Linked DNA regions of Mus musculus: all the other regions are linked to region 1. A link is a contact called in ENCODE Hi-C data. All regions are on one chromosome and are shown on one strand. Each heading gives the region's core, a stretch centred on a gene start or an enhancer-like site at or near the end of the contact. The rest is flanking DNA. Distances are from core to core; before and after follow the strand shown. Region 1 holds the start of Kcnn4 (potassium intermediate/small conductance calcium-activated channel, subfamily N, member 4). Region 2 holds the start of Calm3 (calmodulin 3). Region 3 holds the start of Gramd1a (GRAM domain containing 1A).

Region 1 (4,191 bases), core at 730-3,229:
TTATGCACTGTGTGCATGTGCCATGATACACACAAGAAAGTCAGAGGACAACCTGCAGGGGTCTGTTCTCTCCTTCCACCATACAGGCTCTGGGATTTGAACTCAGTTAGTGCCCTTAAACCCCATGAGTCTTGTCACTAGTCCTGCACCTCATTTTTTGGAAACTTCGTCTTTCACACCAACAGGAACTCACTGATTCGATTAGAATGGCTCCACCCATCTGACTACATCATCTCCCCACTCAGGGCTGGGGTTGCAGGTATGTGCCTGTGCACCTACGGTTTTTTTTTTTTAACTACTTGTTTTATTTTAGTCTTATTTGTGCTTGAGCATGCATTCGTGGCGTGTGTGTGTGTGTGTGTGTGTGTGTGTGTGTGTGTGTGTGTAAATGTGCATGTAACACCCAGTCTGACTCAGTGAAATAGCTCTGTTACTTATATCAGGATATATGCCCACGCTGAGGGCCTTTCTCTTCCCTGAGTGTGGTGTTTGTGTGGCCATGCACATGGGAGTATAACGGGTATGTGTATTGTGCGTGATGTTGGATTGATGGTGTGCTAATCTGGACGTTGGTGTTCTTGTGGGTCCGAATCCAACCCCATCCCCTCCAAAGGGTTCATATCATCCTGGACTGTGTCCTGTGTGGCTAGAATGTCCTAGAATGTCCAACGCTGGGTAGGCGTTGCTTGCACACTTCCATTGACTGTTCTCTGTGCTAAGGTATGCAGAGTGTCAAGTGCACCAGTGTATGTCAGGATCAATGTCAGGTGTGTGTGTGTGTGTGTGTGTGTGTGAGTCCCACACACAATGATGTGAGCTAGTGTGCATTTCCTGTTTTCTGGGCGCTGGATGACAGTGTCTGCCACCACAGGTGTTTACACATATGGGGCATCTCTCTGTGTTTCACATTCACACCCCCTTGTGTGTCTGTTGACGCATGTGTGTTGTGCCTGGTGATTCTTACAAATTGGTGTGCTCAGACCTGCTGTGTATTTGTGTGGCTCCTGGTACATGTCCCGTGTGGTCGTTGATGCTTAGCTCTTTGTATCGTAGAATATTATAGTGTTTTACTTGGTTTTGGTTTTGGAAACAGGGTCTCATGTGGCCCAGGCAGACCTTGAACTCATAGTTGACAATGATTGAGACCTGCTGATCCTCCTGGCCCCAGTTTCCTAGTACCAAGAGTCAGGCATGCACCATTGCCCACTTTATGCCATGCTGGGATCTACCTCAGAGAGTCTGTGATTCAAAGGAGCCCACTAACAGCTGCACTCCATCCCTGGTCCCACTTAAAAATTATCATTTAAGATTTATTTTTTTTTATGCGCATGCATGTATGTGAATATCAGCCACATGTGTCAGGGGCTCCCAAAAACCAGGAAAAGGGCGTCATCTCCTGGAGTTGAAGTTACAGGTGGTTTCAAGCCACCCACCCAGCAAGTAGGTGCTAGAAACGGAAGTTATACTCCTCTGGAGAGGAGCGCTCACTTTCACTCGCTGTGCCTGACTTTCCAGCCCCTCCCCCGCCCCACTTTGAATGTGTGACTGCGTGAGCTCAACCTTTGGGTGGCCCCGTGTGCAATGGGACGCTGCTGCCCTGCTAAGTGCTGGCGTGTGTCACACCATGTGTGTGTGTGGTGTCTGGGTGTGGCTGTGGGTTTCTGAACTTTCAGGAGTGTGAGTCACTTCTGTGGAGGTTGTGTGGTGTGTGCTGGTGTGTTGGGCTCCGTCTCCGGTCTGTCATAGGGTGCTCTGTGGTGTCTGGGTGTGGTGGGGGTTTTAGGTGTGTACCACAGAGTGCAAACGGTTGGAGAGTCACAACCTATTGTGTCAGTGTGTCTTTGCCCACGTGGATGAACTCTTCTTCCTTGCCCGGGACCACAAGACACACCCCAGCCCCTCCTTAGTCTTAGAAGGGAATGGGATAGCCAGCCTCCCCCTACCCAGGGACCTCCCCGTCCCTCCCCGCCCTGCCCTGCCTGCTGCAGTTACCACTCCCCAGAGGGCACAGGGCTAGGCTGTGCCTTCCAGCAAAAGTCCCAGAGTGAGCAGAACAGGCCGCTGGCCTGGAAGCCAAGCTGGCTGCCATTTGCGTACTGAGAGGTGGGGGACCCTGGGCAGGAAGCTGGCTGAGCCCCAAGACCTCAGGGGCCATGGGCGGGGAGCTGGTGACTGGCCTGGGGGCCCTGAGACGGAGAAAGCGCCTGCTGGAGCAGGAGAAGAGGGTGGCCGGCTGGGCGTTGGTGCTGGCGGGAACTGGCATCGGACTCATGGTTCTGCACGCTGAGATGTTGTGGTTCCTGGGCTGCAAGGTGAGTGGGGCCTTCCACCGAGCAGGGAAGGGACGGGGAGCCTGGTGTGAGGGAGGAGGGCTGGGGTCTGCACCCCTGGGTCTGAGGGAGGAGGGCTGGGGTCTGCACCCCTGGGTCTGAGGGAAGAGAGCTGGGGTCTGCACCCCTGGGTGTGAGGGAGGAGGGCTGGGGTCTGCACCCCTGGGTCTGAGGGAAGAGGGCTGGGGTCTGCACCCCTGGGTCTGAGGGAAGAGAGCTGGGGTCTGCACCCCTGGGTGTGAGGGAGGAGGGCTGGGGTCTGCACCCCTGGGTGTGAGGGAGGAGGGCTGGGGTCTGGACCCCTGGGTCTGAGGGAGGAGGGCTGGGGTCTGATCCCCTGGGTCTGAGGGAGGAGGGCTAGGGTCTGGACCCCTGGGTCTGAGGGAGGAGGGCTGGGGTCTGATCCCCTGGATCTGAGGGAAGAGAGCTGGAGTCTGCACCCCTGAGTGTGAGGGAAGGGGACTGGGGTCTTACACCCCTGAGTGTTAGAGAGCAAAGCTAGGAGATCTTATACTCCTGGGCATGAGGGAGGAAGGCTGGCATCTTCCACCCCGGGGTGTGAAGAAGAGAGGAGAGCTGGGGTGTGAGGGAGAAAGGTTGGGGTCTGCACCCCTGGGTGTGGGAGAAGAGAGCTGGTCTGGACTCCTGGGTCTAAGGGAGGAGAACTGAGGTCTTACACTTCTTAAGGTCTAAGAGAAGAAGGCTGGGTCTGGACCCCTGGATGTGATGGAGGTAGATGGGGGGTCTGTACCCCTGAAACCTGAGCTAGTGTGATATCGTCCTCCCCCCAGCTCCCCCCAACCTACACACACACACACACACACACACACACACACACACACACGCACACACACGTACGCACACATGGGAGACAGTTCTCAGTGTTAGCCTTTGGGTAAGTGTTATCAGACAGACCACTGGGGGTCTGGGCCTTGTTGAGGCCCATACAAGGCTGATCCTTGATAGCCTAGCTCTGGTGAAGGGAGGGCTGGCAAGGGAGAAAGACGTTGTCATTAGGCGTCTCCTTGCTCCTTATCTAGCCACTGCCATTTACCCAGTGCCACCAGGCAGTGCTCTGAAGTAACTGACAGAGGAGACTGTGGGGAGTGGAGCCTTCACCCCACCCTTACCATACAGAAGTGCCATTACCCCCAGAAGGCACCACTCACCAGATAGTGGTCTACTGTGGTTTGAAATCCTTCATCCCTGTGGAAGAGGAGACTTGGGGTTCAGGCTCAAGAGTCTGCAGGAAGAGCCTCAAAAAATCTCACCAGGCAATGGATCCAAGCACTAGAGAAGTCAGGGGAGGGAGGCTGGGGGGGGGCGGCAGGCAAGAGAATCAGAAGGTTAAGCCCAGCCTAAGCTACATACTGAGTTGGAGGCTAGCCTGGGCTACACAGACCTTATCTCAAAAACTGAAATAAATCCAAACAAGGTGGGGGACGGAGAGAACACACACAAGAGAGCTATCAATCGACCTCTGGAAGACCAGGGAGTACAGGCAGGTCTTAACAAGCCCTGGGGATATTCCCACCCTGGTCAGACTTGTGGCAGAAGAGAGATGGAGGGCAAGGTTGGGTGTGTGGTTTGAGGGGGCAGCACACTTGCTTGTTCAACAGAAAAGTTGGGACAGGAGATGTGTGTGTGTGTGTGTGTGTGTGTGTGTGTGTGTGTGTGTGTGTGTGTGGTGTGTGTGTGTGTGTGTGTGTGTGTGTGTGTGTGTGTGTGTGTGTGTGTGTGTTTGCGTGCCCGCAGGTGGGACATTCTTTGGGAGAACTTCTCGGCCCCGGTGCTCAGCCGCTGTGGAGTAACAGACTGGCAGGCACATGGAGGGTCAGGGCAGGCCAGCTTCCTTCAGCCA
Region 2 (4,191 bases), core at 613-3,112, 7.4 Mb before region 1:
GGGCCCCTTTAGCAAGGTTCTGCTGGGGGGCGGGGGGAATGGGGTGGCGGCAAGAAGAGCCCTCAGGTCTGTGTCAGCAGTATGAGATCTGATACGTGGTGGCGGCTGCCTGTCCTCCCCAGCTTTGCCAGGGAGGGTGGTGCACGCGGTTCCCAGCCTGAGGCTGGGGGAGGGGGGATGGTGGGGAGGGCTGGGGGTGTTGTGGGTGGCAGGACCAGAGGAGAAGTAATCTATTTTGCTTCTAGAAGCTTTAGCTTTGGGCGCTGGGGAAGAGGCCTGGAAAGAACAAGTGGCCCTTGAGTCAACGAGAGGGTCCTTGGAGGTCTTCTCTGGACAAGCACTGCAGCCCCCGCCCTGAGGGATGGAACTGGGCATCTGTCACTGACCCAAACGGTACTGTATTGCGCTGTCATTTGGCACAGTGAGGAGAAGCAGGTGCATGAAGCTGGAGGAGAAAGGCAGCCCTCCTAGCCTGGAAGGGACAATGAGGGGGCCAAGCTTCCTGGCTTAGCCATCATTTGATGCACCCCAAACTTTGACCCCAGTCCTGTATCATGCAGCTTCAGTGCGCAATAGGGCCCTGAACAACTCCGCCCACCTGCTCCCACTGCCTCAGTGCCTTCAGCCTGGCCCAGCCCCATTCTTGCCAAGGCAAAGGGAGCACACAGCTACTCCTTCAGGTCCTCTGCTGCAGCCCATGACCAAGCCCGAGTCATCAGCCTTTGTGTCGGGACCTTTCCCCGGAGACACCCACCTCTAAACCTAGTCCTACCTCAGCCACCATTCATTGTCTCCTACACTTCTCTAGAAGGCTGTCCAACCTCACCCCCACCACCCAAACTCAAGTCCTTCCCTAGCCCTCACCTTGGAAACCCCGTTTTTTCTCTGACCCAAACAAAACACGCCTTACAAACCCCAACCTCTCTTTCTAGTGCAACAACCTAGACCTCAGAATCCTTCCTAGCTACCCCCAACCAAGTTCTCCACAAGGCTCCCTGGTTCCCCACACTACCCGTGATCACATCCCCACTCCTTTAAAAACATTTCTGCGACCCCCAACTCTCCTCAGTCCCCTTCTGGGTCCTCACAGGCTCCAAGAGCATCTTCTAGCCTCTGCTGCCACCCACCTCGGGCTCCTCCTTACCTCAGCCTGCACCTGACCCTTCTCCTCTTCCTCCTCCTCTTGGCAATGCTTGTCCTTGGAGACCCCTCCCCCACCGGGGTCTACAGTGCACAAGTGACCCAGGATCCCCATCTATCCTCTCTGCAGAACACTCCCTAGGAACCGACCGGTCCCCCTCTCCGCTACCCACAGCCACCCCTCTAGGAGCAGCCTCCTGCATTCCTCCAGGACCCAAAGCCTTCATCGCCGGCGTTTCCTATTTCCTCCTCCCGGGGACCGGGTAGATGTGATTCTAAAACCAATCGCCCGGAGAGGGATCCGAATGCTGCCTGGGAGGTGGCGGGGGTGGGGATGTCCTGGAGCTCCTCATTTGAAGCCTCAGACTGTCTGTTTGGGGGTCCTACCAATTCCATCTGCTGCTAAAACCGCTTCTAGAAGTCCCAAGGGCCGCATGGGAGGTCCCGAGGGGCCCGGCCTCTCCCTCCCAGGGTTCGCTCGCCATCTCCGGGATGGGGGGGTCTCCACCCGACTTCAGCCGCCTCACTCACCATGGCGAGGCACCGGTATCCGGAGCTCGGGGATCGAGGTTACTCTGGCGGCGGCAGCAGCTGCAGCAGCTCGAGCTCCGCCGCGCGTCCGCGCCTCCACACTCTTTGCCCGCAGCGCGCGCCACCGCCGCCGCCGCCCGCCCCAACGGTCCCTCAACGGCCGCCGCGCGCGCCCCGCCTCGCCCGGCCCCGCCCCAGACGGCTCGCGCGCTCCCGCTGCACTGCGGCTTCCTACGGATCCCTTCGCGTCAGGCTCGTGCGGCTCGCCCCTTCCACAGAGCCCAGCGAATCTGCTGCCGCACGGGCACGCGCACGCGCGTTCCCCACCGCGGGGACTACTTTCGCTCTCGGCGCTCTCGGCCCCTTGCATCCGCTCCGCTTTCCTCTCTGGCGGAAGGGCACCGGTTTACGGAGAGTGACACGTCTCTGTGTGAGCCACGCCGCTATTGGACCCGCCTCGTGGCGGAAATGAGAACGCAACTCCGATTGGTCCGGCCTTCCCTGCAATGCGTCAAACTGGGGCGAGCCACCGCGCGGTGTGCGGGGGGCAGCACGACCTGTGTGGCTCTGTGGAGCCGCGAGGAATAGAGGGGCTAAGACGGAAACAGGGTGGATGTTGGAGAAGCAAATACGTTGTCTCTATGGCTCGGAAATAAAAATGGGTTGGGGGAAGAAGCAGAAGGACTTTCTTCTCTCTCCCTTTGAGCAGATACAAGATGGTTTAATCCAAAATCGTGGGGTCTAGGAGCCTGGCCTGAACCGGCTCTTCACAGTGGTTGGCTCTTCAAGGTTCCGCTGGTCTCCTGAAGGTTCCACCCTCTACGCGTACAATTTGCTGGGATGGCTGAGTGGGTGAAGGCGCTTGCAGGCAAGCTAGAAACTGTGAGTTCGATCACCGGAACTCACGTGGTGGTTTGGAGAACAGACTTCCACAAAGAATTGTCCTCGGACTTCCACATGCGCGCTGTATAAATAAGTTCAAACAAACAAACAAACACAAATCTAAAACACGCACAAAAGCAACATGTGGGGATCTGGACTTGACTCTTGATCTCAGGATCTGTACCCAGAACAATCTCTGGATGCAGAATGTTTTCATTCATTCATTCATTCATTCACTCATTCAGCCAATTAAACATGAATTGGGCACTGCTGTCTGCACAGATCTGGTGCCGGGCTGTGCTGGTGACATCACACTTCTCAACCATTCTCTTGTCACCTAGACAGTGTGACTCACTTCTTATTCTAGGGATTCCAGGCACAGAAAGAAAAAGAACTGTTGCTAAGGGCACCTGAGACAACTGTATTGTATACCATAGTGTATATACTGTACATTACTGTACAGAGCCCTCGTATAGGATGGGAGTTGGCATTTTCTTCCTTCCTTTATTTATTTATTTATTTATTTATTTATTTATTTATTGAGACTGTGTAGCCCTGAGCCCTGGTTGGCCTTCAGAATCAAAGGCATGCATCGACACTCCAGGGCAAGAACTGACAGAGAAGGGGGGTGGGGGGAGAGAGAGAGAGAGAGAACTTCTAGGGTCAGAAAACTTTTTTTTTTTTTTTTTGGTGGGGAGGGAGAGACTGGGAGAATATAGTCTTTCTGTAAATGCCGCCTGTGGACATCTCTTAAATCTGCTCTCAGGAAAGAAAATGTGTCTAGTGCAGAAGGAAATAAAACTGATAGAGCAGAGGCAGAGAGGAGGGAGGATCTTGTTGACATTGGTTTAAATGTCTGCAACCTGTAAACTGAGATTTACAACCTGTAGGTCTTGACCCCCTTGTGGCTTGCATATCAGATATCTTGCATATCAGATATTTACATAATGACTCATAACAGTAGCAAAATTACAGGTTTGAACTAGTAATCAAACAATTTTTTAAAAGATTTTTATTTATTTATTACACACAGTGCTCTGTCTGCATGTATGCCTGCAGGCCAGAAGAAGGCACCAGATCCCATTACAGATGGTTGTGAGCCACCATGTGGGTGCTGGGAATTGAACTCAGGACCTCCAGAAGAGCAGTCAGTGCTCTTAATCTCAGAACAGTATCTCCAGCCCACAATGAAATAATTTTATGATTTGGAGTCCCCAGTACTTGTATGGGGTTTTTGCAGCATTAGGAAAGTTGAGAACCACAGACTTAATGACATTAAAATGTGTTCTCTCTTTTTTTGAGTCAGGGTATCTTAGTTTGGTTTCTATTTCTGTAATAGAGGCCATTTCTAAAACCAGCTTGGGGGAAGAAAGGGTCTGTCTTAGTCAGGGTTTCTATTCCTGCACAAACGTCATGACCAAGAAGCAAGTTGGGGAGGAAAGGGTTTATTCGGCTTACACTTCCATACTGCTGTTCATCACCAAAGGAAGTCAGGACTGGAACTCAAGCAGGTCAGGAAGCAGGAGCTGATGCAGAAGCCATGGAGGGATGTTCTTTACTGGCTTGCTTCCCCTGGCTTGCTCAGCCTGCTCTCTTATAGAACCCAAGACTACCAGCCCAGAGATGGCACCACCCACA
Region 3 (4,191 bases), core at 1,189-3,688, 6.8 Mb after region 1:
CCTCTGGGCTAAGATTCGGGCCTGATTGATTCTGAAGCCCCAGGTCCACTCAATGGCAGGCTGAAGGCACAGACAAGCCAAGTTCATCCCTCTTGCTCTTGGAAGAGACAAAGAGGAAGTTCTCAAGGGCGGGTAGCAGAGCCCTAGGGTGGCCAAAGCCAGCCAGCCAGCCAGCCAGCCAGCCAGCCAGCCAGCCAGTCCTGAGAGAGTGAAGGGAGGGGTCAGAGTGGCGAGAGGAGGACCGTTAAGGGGCGGAGACTCGGAAGAGAATGGCGTTTTCACTGTGCAGATGCTCTGCGTCCTGGGCCTCAGGATCGGCCTCAGCACAGAGGGGCAAGAGCACACACAGGTGTGTGGGAAAGGGAAAGATGGCTGGGGACACAGAGGGTCCCAGGCAAACTGGCCTGCAGGTGAACGAAGTCTCTCCCACCTGTCTCTCTGCCGTTCACACGTACAGAAGTGTCACAAGCATAAACAACCACAGCATTGTAAGTGTGTCAAATTCATACACAACTGCCAGGAACGTTTTACACACACACACACACACACACACACACACACACACACACACACATGCACGCTCGCTACAAATATGCTACAGTCGCACAGCATCCCAGAATCAGAGAAACACAGTAAGTCCACATAAATCAGCGTCCTATACACAACCACGAGAAAGTTTTACACTGAAGAGCAAAACAAACAGCGAAACCCACAACAAAACTATTCACACGGCACCTAGTCATGGGACCCAGTGACCCAGACATGCATTCCTATGGGAAGTCATCATATCAACCTACACATCCCGACTGACCCTCTAACTGCAGGGTGGGTGTTCACCAGGCAGAGAAAACAAAGCAAGGGCCAGTTCTCAAGAGTCGAGGAATGGAATTATCAGCTGTCAAGGTGAGAGAGCCCTGACATTCCCATAGACAAGGGGGGCTTGGGAACAATGCACTGCCAGATATTGAAGGGTCAGCATGAGGAGGGGCAGGCTTTGCAAAGCAGTTAAGTTTACACCCAACATCCCAGGAGGGAGGGTTCTCAGCTGAGAAAACCACAAGGGGTCTCTGTCTCTTTCAACAGACAAAGCCACAAAGGGTCTGAGAGACAGAGACAATCTCCCACACACACCCAAGGCATGCAACAATGCCACATTTGGATACACTGGGACTTTCCCACAGACGGAATCAGAGGTAAGTGAGCCACCCACAGGGCCCAGTGACACCACACTGTCACCGGTAGACACATGCAATTTCTACTTGTTCACGGAACCAAAAGACATCCAAATGTGGATGTCAGGCGCACAGCAGCTGAGCCCCAACCACATGCACACATACTCAAATCACAATGAGAGCTCACGGAGGTAACTCACAGACGTAATTCATGGTGAATTATAGGTACAGTCAGCCAAGAGACTGAAGCGGAATGCTGTACAAGTCACAATGAGGCACAAGCTCAGAATGTGTGATTTGCACACGGTGCCACAAAGAAAATGAGACACGTCTCACACACAACCACAGTGGGTCCAAGAGCACCAGATGCACTCGACCTGGGTGGTAGCCATCACACAGAAGATGATAGATAACATACAGACAGCCACACAACATTGCCCCAAAGAATCCCAGCTGTTACACACACACACACACACACACATACACACACACACACACACACACCACGCTGAGCACAATCACAAACGGAAACCCGCAGGCACAGGTGACCAGGCAGGAGTGGCGGGGGCGGGAGGGGGGCAGAACACACCCGACCCCCACCCCGCCGAGATCTCAGGCTCAAAGAAGCTCCTTTTCCCCAGCCCCCACGACAAACGGGGACCACCGACCGGAGGATCTGCGGGGCCTGCCCAGTAATGGGGATGGGGGGTGGGGCTGCTCGCGGCCCTTTCATCTGGGTGTTGGGTCAGGGCTCCCCGTAGGGGGACGATCAGGGCCTAGAGGAGCTCCCCGCTGCCCATATGCGTCCCAGGCCGGTAGTGACGCCCCAATCTTGGGTCTCGCCGCCAGGTTGCAATCCCTCACGTGTACCCCTTCTGGTCCCCAGCGGGGTCGCTCCTACATGCACCAGCTTGGAAACCCAGCTCCGGCCCTCTGCCGCAGCCCGATCGCACCACCGTCCCCGCTTCCCACCCCGAGGCCCGGTGCTTACTCGAACATGGATGCGGCGCCCCGGCTGCAGGGCAGGACCCGGCCGGCTGCTCTGAGATGGGCCTCCCGGGCCTCGCCTGCCTCGGCCGCCGCCTCCACCGGACCCTGCCACCCGCACAAAAGGCCGGAGCCGCCGGAGGCCGCCTCGGCGTCAGCGACACCCCCTTCCTGCTCCCGCCCCGCGCGTCACGGCGCCGCCCCCGCCGGGAGGGGGACATGGACGCGAGCGCGGGCCTAGGCCTAGGATGGCTGGGGAAAGAGTCCGGCTGGGAGACAGAAGAAAATTTTTATTTAAAATGAGCAGCCTGGGCGGGGCGTGATAGCGCACGCCTCACATCCCAGAGGCTGAGACAGGAGGATTGGCATGAGTTCGAGGCCAGCTTGGGCTACATAATGAATTCCAGGCCACTGGAATGCAGAGTGAGAATTTGTCTTCAAAACAAATGAGCAAACAAGTTTAAACACCCTGGGCTTCTCCCCTGGACCCAGAAGAGTCTCTGAGAAGTGGGATGGAGGTGGGTGACAGGCTGATGCTGGGAAGAACTGGCCTGGGGCGGAAGTCTGGGGGTGGGGTCGGGGAACCACAGCTGGAGGGTGGAAAGCCTCTTCCCGTTCTCCCCACCCAGCCTCAGAACCTCAGTTCCTGCCTTAGAAGCGTTCACTTTTCCGCGCGCGCGTGTGTATGGAGACTTCCCCAGCCTAATCGTGCAGACCACGTCAGATTCCAGCCCACCCGGCTCCTAGCAGTGCTGTGTGCGCTTGGGCAAGTCCCTCAGGCCTGGGGAGCCCCCTGCTCCCAGGCAAGGGGTTTCCCCCAGAACAGCACAGGGGCAGGGCTCATCAGCGTTTTTGATACTGGGAAGCCTGCCGAGCCTCAGGACGGGAAATGACCATACATTGCAGTGTAGGACGAGTTCTTGTGCCAGCCAGCCCTGCACCCACCTCTGCAAGCCAGGCGTGGTTGTCGTCCTTGTTGGAGAACACAATGTGAACGAGCCTCTGGCTTTGGGACCCAGCCCAGGGATTTCTCCCCACCCCTCTTCGGCCTTCAGCCTCTTGTCCAGCTACAGTAGGCCCAGTCCCACCTTGTTTGGTTTCCATTCCTATCCCGCTCTGTTACCACTTACAGCCAGAGCTCTAGCCTGTGAATCGCCAAGTCTGGCCAGAGGCCTCTTGGCTTCAAGCCCTACCCTGGCTCCACCTCATTCCTTGTTTTAAAAAAAAAAGTGCTCATCTTGGTGTCCAGAGCCCTCCTGATTGGGCCCCTTCCACCTGTCTGTCTAACTGGTTCCTCCTTAGCCTCCTGGTTGATTATCCCAGGTGTCAATCTACCCCCCTGCTCATCCCACCTGCCTCCGGCCTCAGGACCTTTGCACTGCTATCCCTTCCACAGGAGGAAGCTCGCTCTTCTTGCATGGCTGCCTTCCATCTTTCTGTGTTGCTCTTTTTATACGTCCGTAGCTTGTTTACTCTTAGAAAGACATTTACTTCGGTGGTGAGGGCTTGGGTGGGTTGGATATCATTATATAGCCTGGGCTGGCCTCAAACCTCAGTATGTAGCTGAGTCAGGGCTCGAATTTATGAACTTGCCTCAGCCTCCTAAATGCTGGGATTACAGGCAGGAACCACCAACCGCACAAATTTTTACATTTTTACTTAGTGAATATTCATTTCAAATAAAAGTGTATAATGGCCATCTGTGTCCTCACCATAAGACATAAGAGGTTCAGTATGCATAAAAAGCCTCATTAATTTCGTTAAAGGTTCTGAATTGTTTCTAAGGACAATGGAAAGTCATTAAAGTATTTAAGTGGAAGGCCATTGTGCTCAAATTTGCATATCAAAAAATCACTCAGGACTTCTGTGGGTGGTTGGTCATTTTAGTTGGATTTTTGTTTGTTTGTTTGTTTTAGATGAATTAAGCTGTTAAGCTTATGTGGTATTAGAGGACTTTGGGAGGCAGAGGCAGGAGGATTGCTGTGAGTTTTAGTCCCGCTTGGTCTACAAAGAGAGTTTGGACTTGCCAAGG

The links. Hi-C counts contacts between places; a loop is a spot of excess contacts on that map.
Region 2: a loop to region 1 is called in a map of T-helper 2 cell, with 6 times the contacts of the local background. The contact joins the promoter of Calm3 here to the promoter of Kcnn4 in region 1. A Hi-C loop is called at or near these places in 2 of 37 maps with a recorded cell type or tissue (T-helper 2 cell and regulatory T cell).
Region 3: a map of regulatory T cell shows a loop between it and region 1 (6-fold over the local background). The contact joins the promoter of Gramd1a here to the promoter of Kcnn4 in region 1. A Hi-C loop is called at or near these places in 2 of 37 maps with a recorded cell type or tissue (T-helper 17 cell and regulatory T cell).

The regions. Positions count from the first base shown.
Region 1 is chr7:24,368,284-24,372,474 of GRCm38, forward strand. It overlaps Kcnn4 (potassium intermediate/small conductance calcium-activated channel, subfamily N, member 4), which reads left to right and starts at 1,980. Exons shown (of 9, transcript NM_008433.4): 1 at 1,980-2,312. The coding sequence starts at 2,154.
Region 2 is chr7:16,922,170-16,926,360 of GRCm38, forward strand. Calm3 (calmodulin 3) reads right to left here and starts at 1,863. Exons shown (of 6, transcript NM_007590.3): 1 at 1,672-1,863. The coding sequence starts at 1,674. Gm45972 (predicted gene, 45972) reads left to right here. Exons shown (of 3, transcript NR_165470.1): 2 at 246-393; 3 at 1,271-2,349.
Region 3 is chr7:31,148,733-31,152,923 of GRCm38, forward strand. It overlaps Gramd1a (GRAM domain containing 1A), which reads right to left and starts at 2,439. Exons shown (of 19, transcript NM_027898.4): 1 at 2,164-2,439. The coding sequence starts at 2,171.